2 separate regions of the Homo sapiens genome follow, and region 1 is linked to region 2. Evidence: chromatin loops called from intact Hi-C (ENCODE). Cell type or tissue: mammary epithelial cell. All regions are shown on one strand. Each heading gives the region's core, and the rest is flanking DNA. Links, peaks and the distances in the headings are about the cores only. Region 1 has its middle 1.6 kb from the start of PDPN. Region 2 has its middle 34 kb from the start of PRDM2.

Region 1 (2,910 bases), core at 303-2,802, 84 kb before region 2:
TTTTATAGAAGCAGGGTCTTGCTATGTTGCCCAGGCTGGTCTCAAACTCCTCACCTCAAGTGATCCTCTCGCCTCTGCCTCTCAAAGCATTAGGATTACAGGTATGAACCACTGCGGGTTGGGGGGCTGGTGTCCCATTGTGTGTTGAGAAGCATCTTCCCAGCCAGGTCAGCCCAGGCTGCCTGGAGCAGCTCAGCCAGGTGCTCTCTGGACTCTGCAGAGCCCTCAGAAAAACACAGAGCTTGAGGAGACCCTGATGTGTCATCTCCAGCATCCCCCAGGGTGGAAGGTACCAAACTGGCAGCTCTGGCTCAGCTCCTCATTCCACTGCTGGTCCACACCTTTTGGGGGTCCTCTTGCTTCCTAAAAGCAATTTACAGACGTTTCCCACACAGTCCTGCAAGGCACAGGCACAGTGCTAGTAACAGGCTCAACTCCTGCTCTGCAATGGAAATGCATGACCCCACCGCTCCTACCTTGTAGGATCCCACACAATTTGCATGGTGGCCTCTAAACCCACAGTCCTCAAAGTGGGGACCCAGGACCAGTAGCTTCAGCATCACCTGGGAACTTGTTGGAAATGCAAATTCTTGGGCCCCACCCCTTACCTATTGAATCAGCACTTTGGCAGTGGAGCCCAGCAGTCTTGCCTTCCAGGCAAGCAAGCCCTCCAGGTGAATCCACTCTCAACCTCACTTGTGTAGGAAATGGGTATCATCAATGTTTGGAAGCCAACCGTTGTTTTGGGGCTGAAAGGAAATAGTGCGTGTTCCTGGCAGGAAGATAAAGGCCAGTATGTAGCAGCTGCTGTTATCTCACCAGTAACGCATCATCATTCATGGCCATGGCTTTCTGAGCTTAAGCTGTTTGCCAAGAATGGAGCCACATACCCTCCTTCTTTCCCTCTTCCCCTCAGCTGAGCAGGGTCTCATGCTTCCAGATCCCCTGTGTTTCACTTCAGCTCCTTTAGCTAACCGAGTCTCGCTGCCCAAGGCCCATATTCCTTCTCTCATGAGCTGCTGGCTCTATCTGGTCCAGGAGGGTGAGTTCTTTCTTCCCTCTGGTCTTCAGGTTCCCCCTCCCAAGACCCAGCTTTTCTCTCTAGGTTTTCAGACCAACAGCACCCAGAGCCGATCCACTAACTCCTTCATCCTGGCCCCTCTCCCCACCCCAGGACCCCCAGCTGAATGCAATTCCTTATTACCTCCCACTCCTCCATCCTGATCAAAAGGTCATGTGACCAACCTTCTAGATTCTAGACACATCCGGGGGTGTGGGATAGAAGGCAGGTGTCCTTGAATCATGACCTAGCCTCAGCATCCCTCTAAATTAGTTGCATGTAACCCAATCTCCCCCACCTAGGCTTCACTGTGTTTCAATCTTTTTGAATAAAGCGGGCCATCTTTCTTTCTGTGTGTGACCTTGGAGTTACACATAAGCAGAATAGATGTGCATCTATTCTCCATCTAACAGGCTCAACAGACAATGCACTATTCCTCCTGTCAACAGACATTATTGACACTAGAGTCATAAAATGCATCTCCAAGATGGGGAAGTCAGTTCAAGAAAGAGTATCTGTATCACGAGTTTTCTCTTTACATTTCCAACTCCTTGGCTCTAGGGGTGTTGCCGCTACCCCTCATCTTCTAGGTTCAGGTGCTCAGCTCCTGTTTGTAGCCCCAGGACAAGACGTTACCTGGGAGATCTTTAGAAATGCAGAATCTCTCCCTATCCCACAACAGAATTGCACCTGCATAACCAGTGCCCCAGGTAGATCTGGCTGAGAAGCTATGATGAAGGGCAAGGTTTGCCAAATGTTCATGGGGACAAGTTCTCCAGCGACACTGGTTTAAAATAGGAATTCCGAAAAGGTCTGATTAATGAGTTTGGGGTGGAACCCAGGAAACTGGGCATTTATTTAAAACAATCTCTCCTGTGATTCTTAGAAAGTAAATTTATAATGGGGAGGGGTCAAAGATAAGCATCTGAAAACAATTTTCACGCAATGTGGAGCTTTGAGACAGCGTTAGTCTTCAGGTTCTTTTGTTGAATGGAATTTGTGGCATCTGGGAGTGGAGCAGAGACCACTTCCCAAACTCCTGTTCTTATTTTTTTAAATTCCAGCAATTCAGAAGGAATTAAAGTAAAAGACGTAAGTTCTCTGGTTGCTGATATCTGGTACCTGAGATCAAGGCAAGATCGCTTAAACCAGTAAAGTGAGGATTATGGGAGCAAACTCAGGAATAAAGAGGGTGAACCAGGCCTGGAAGGGGACACAGGTTTGGCGACCAGACGGGTCACCGCTTGGCCCGGCCTAATCCAACTGCGCACGTCGGTGGGCCACAGCATCGCAGCGCTGGATCCCCGGGTCGGCAGAGGCGGATGGAGTTCAGCCTCTTTTTCAAAACTGCCAAAGCCACCCGGTCTGCCAAACTCCCCCACCAGCCAGCTCTGGGGCAGCCCCCCGGAGCCCGCCCGCTCCGGTCCCCGGGACAAGGGCGCAATTGACCAGCGCGGGCCGCCTCTGGCCCACCCAGATGACGGCCAACTTTTTTTGTTTTTAAGCCATCAAATTCAATATTTACAGGAAAAACCCCATGCTTGGTTCTAAAACTACTGGCCACTCAAGAAACAGTTTACTTCTCACTTCTGCCCATAACAAGAAAAACATAGACTTGTGCCTTACTCTTAAAAAAATAATAATAATAAATATAGGTTTTTTAAAATTTATATATAATTTTTAAAACCCCGTTTGTTGCATGTGGTCCCTTTCCCTCCTGTTGTTGAGCAGAATAAAAGCCCATTTTGCCAGGGCCCGCAGTCCTGGCGGCCCCCGCAGCTGCGGCCCTGTAACTTTAAACCTGGCCTGAGATCATCGTTTTGGCGCCGGCCAAACAGAGCCCGAGGGCG
Region 2 (2,910 bases), core at 215-2,714:
TAAATAGTAGGACCTTTTTACCATGGAAAATGATCAGCTTTGAATCACTGGGCAGGGACTGAACTGGGCAAGTCTTTGCAAGGGCAACTTCCAAGGAGCAACAAAGGTGGCACTTGAGTAATTTGGAAAGTGATACTAAGCAAGTTGGAAGGCTGCTGTGTTCCGCTCATGAAAACATCTGCACCTAAGTGGTAAGAGTTAGCTGTGTGGTCCTGGCCAATTTCCAGCCCAGGTGACTGCAGTCTCCTGTTCTTAGTCTTCCCTCCAATTTCTGTAGGGCATGGTGCTTTTCTTTACTTCCTGTTCCATACCTGATGACTAAGCCATCATTAGTCTCTTCTAGTGATTAGTTAGGAAATATTAATTTTAAATCAGCAAAGCACTAGGGGAAGAAAAGGACAACTTGGGTTTCCCTTTTCATCCCCAAGGGATGTAACAGCGCACCCGTCAAATCCTTGGTGGAGAGAGAAACCTCCTTGAAATTATCTTGCCAAAAGAGAAAAACGGATTAGCCAATAGTTCATAAATTTGAAAGCATAGGGCTTTCTTTTGATGAAGGCCACTTCCTAGAGGAATGGAGAGGAAGCTTGATCACAGAGTTTAGACACAGTTGAAGAACCCAGTGCTCCCCATTTCCCCTCCCATACATGTCTCTAATCTGATGGTCCCCTTACATCCCATCCTTGCAGGAAATTGATTCTCTTTCCAGCCTTTGCTCAATCCTTGCTCCCATTTATTTATTTTATTTATTTACTTTGAGACGGAGTCATGCTCTGTCACCCAGGCTGAAGGGCAGTGGTGTGATCTCGGCTCACTGCAACCTCCACCTCCCGGGTTCAAGTGATTCTCCTGCCTCAGCCTCCTGAGAGCTGGGATTACAGGCAGCTGCCACCACACCCTGATAATTTCTGTATTTTTAGTAGGGTTGGGGTTACGCCAGGCTGGTCTCGAACTCCTGATCTCAGGTGATCCACCCGCCTCGGCCTCCCAAAGTGCTGGGATTACAGGCGTGAGCCATCATGCCCAGCCCCTTGCTCCCATTTAAACCGTCAGCCCCGAGCTTCAACCCTTAGAGGCCTGGTTTCTGCCCAGCATCAAAGTGAATGGGATAGTCCTAAAGGGACCAATTTGTCTAGATTGGTCCAAGACTTGGTGGATTTTAGCACTGAAGGAGGTCCCGGGCAATCTTTTGGTCCCCAGCAAAACGAAAGGGTTGGATAGCTTAACTCCCTGAAGGCCTCCTCCATATTTCATCTCTTGTAACCTCGCAGCATCCAGGTCAACCAGTGATTGTGCGTCTTAAAAAAACAGAGCAAACCACTTGAATGAGACAAGCAAATTGCAAATTAACTGCAACTCTTCCTGATGCCCACCAGAGGGCTCCTTCTTCCACATAAACAGCCCTGCTGTGCCCAAAGGAACAGAACCTTCCGGACTAGGAGCAATCAAGTTAAGACGGCTCTGACAGTCACTGCCTCACAGCAGAAGTAAAAGAAGAGGGCTACGTCAATGTCATTTCTGCCTCTGTTAACAAACAGAAAGCACTGCTTATGAAATGGGTTCTCCATTCGTGTTCCAGGAATAGCCTTTATTCCAGGTCCTCACCGGAACCTTGCAAAGTGGGAACCGCTGGTGAATGGCCTAAGGTCACAAAACCATCAAACTTCAAAGACCGCAGTCTTTCCACTGTACCAAGTTACCTTGTTATTTCAAAGAACAGTGAAATGAGAGCGTTACAAGCTGTTCCCTGGGCTTAGGGCTGTGGGTGTGGACAAGGGAGGCTGGATGTGGACCCAGTGCCTGAAGGGGAATTTGGTCAACAGCCATAATGAAGAGCAGGAATGGGGGTGGGCGTGCAAGGGCATCGCTTCACCATGTGGACACCAACAGGAGCAAGAGAGTAATGGGGAGGCAGGGACAACCAGCCCTTGTAAATTCCCAACTCTAAGACAGCTGACAGCAGCAGCTACCATGGCTGCCCCATCTCAGGGAGCTCAGAGCACGCAGCAGATGGGATGCAGGCAGAGAGTTCAAGGCTATTAGGCCTCAGCACTAACCAGGGAGTCCTTAAGGGAACCAGGTGGGACTGCGTGTGCCCCAGGCTCCAGGCCACCTGTGACTGCCATCTGCCAAAGGAAACCGACAGAGTCACCCCAAACCAAATTAAGAACCAGAGTGCCAAGAGTACCCATAAAAAGAAAGGGTATCTGCCAGTTGTTGTTAAAGCAAAGAAAAAGGAAGAACATGGCAAGTCTACAAATGAGCCATGATATGTGTTAACCCTGGAGTCAGTGCAGAGAACACACAACATTCTAGAAAGGGTTGGGGTAGTTGCGTGGGGAACTTCTCTTAGAACCGAAATCTTTTTTTTTTTTTTTTTACTTTTTTATTTTTTAATTTATTATTATTATACTTTAAGTTTTAGGGTACATGTGCACAATGTGCAGGTTAGTTACATATGTATACATGTGCCATGCTTAGAACTGAAATCTTGCAATTCAGTTCGATTTAGACTCCTCTGCTGCTTTCACCCTTTGCAGACAGGCCCAGCAGCCCTGGGGTTTGCTTGTTCTCACTTTCTTCTTTTTTGGAGAAAAATTCAGCATTAGGTTTCACTATGGCATAGAATAGTTTTGGTTTTTTTTTTTTCTTTTTGTTTGTTTGTTTGTTTTTTAGTCAGTCCCTACCATTTTGACAATCACACTTGGAAGACCAGCTGAGCTGTCAGGAAAAGGACTCCTTTCTGCATTACTTTAACCAAAACAACTATGGTTTTTAAAACTATACATTAGGCCAGCCGAGCGTGGTGGCTCACACCTGTAATCCCAGCACTTTGGGAGGCCAAGGCGGGTGGATCGCTTGAGGTCAGCAGTTGGTGACCAGCCTGGCCAACATGGTGAAACCCCGTCT

What was found. A loop is a pair of places that touch in the nucleus more often than their neighbours do. Peaks named below come from ENCODE experiments on the same cell type or tissue, not always from the same donor. Only the 100,000 strongest peaks of a DNase experiment are listed, where the experiment ranks them.
Region 1: a loop joins it to region 2, with 2.1 times the contacts of the local background. A loop is called at or near these places in 3 of 110 quality-filtered maps.

What each region holds. Positions count from the first base shown.
Region 1 is chr1:13,580,827-13,583,736 of GRCh38, forward strand. No RefSeq gene overlaps it. Among named protein-coding and RNA genes, the nearest start is that of PDPN, 1.6 kb to the right of the region's middle. RefSeq lists an enhancer at 2,909-2,910. In mammary epithelial cell, for the core only: no CTCF peak of the experiment used is centred there; no DNase peak of the experiment used is centred there; H3K4me3 peaks cover 42 bases.
Region 2 is chr1:13,664,477-13,667,386 of GRCh38, forward strand. No RefSeq gene overlaps it. Among named protein-coding and RNA genes, the nearest start is that of PRDM2, 34 kb to the right of the region's middle. In mammary epithelial cell, for the core only: a CTCF peak has its summit at 1,376 (motif pointing right); a DNase peak (open chromatin) is centred at 1,405.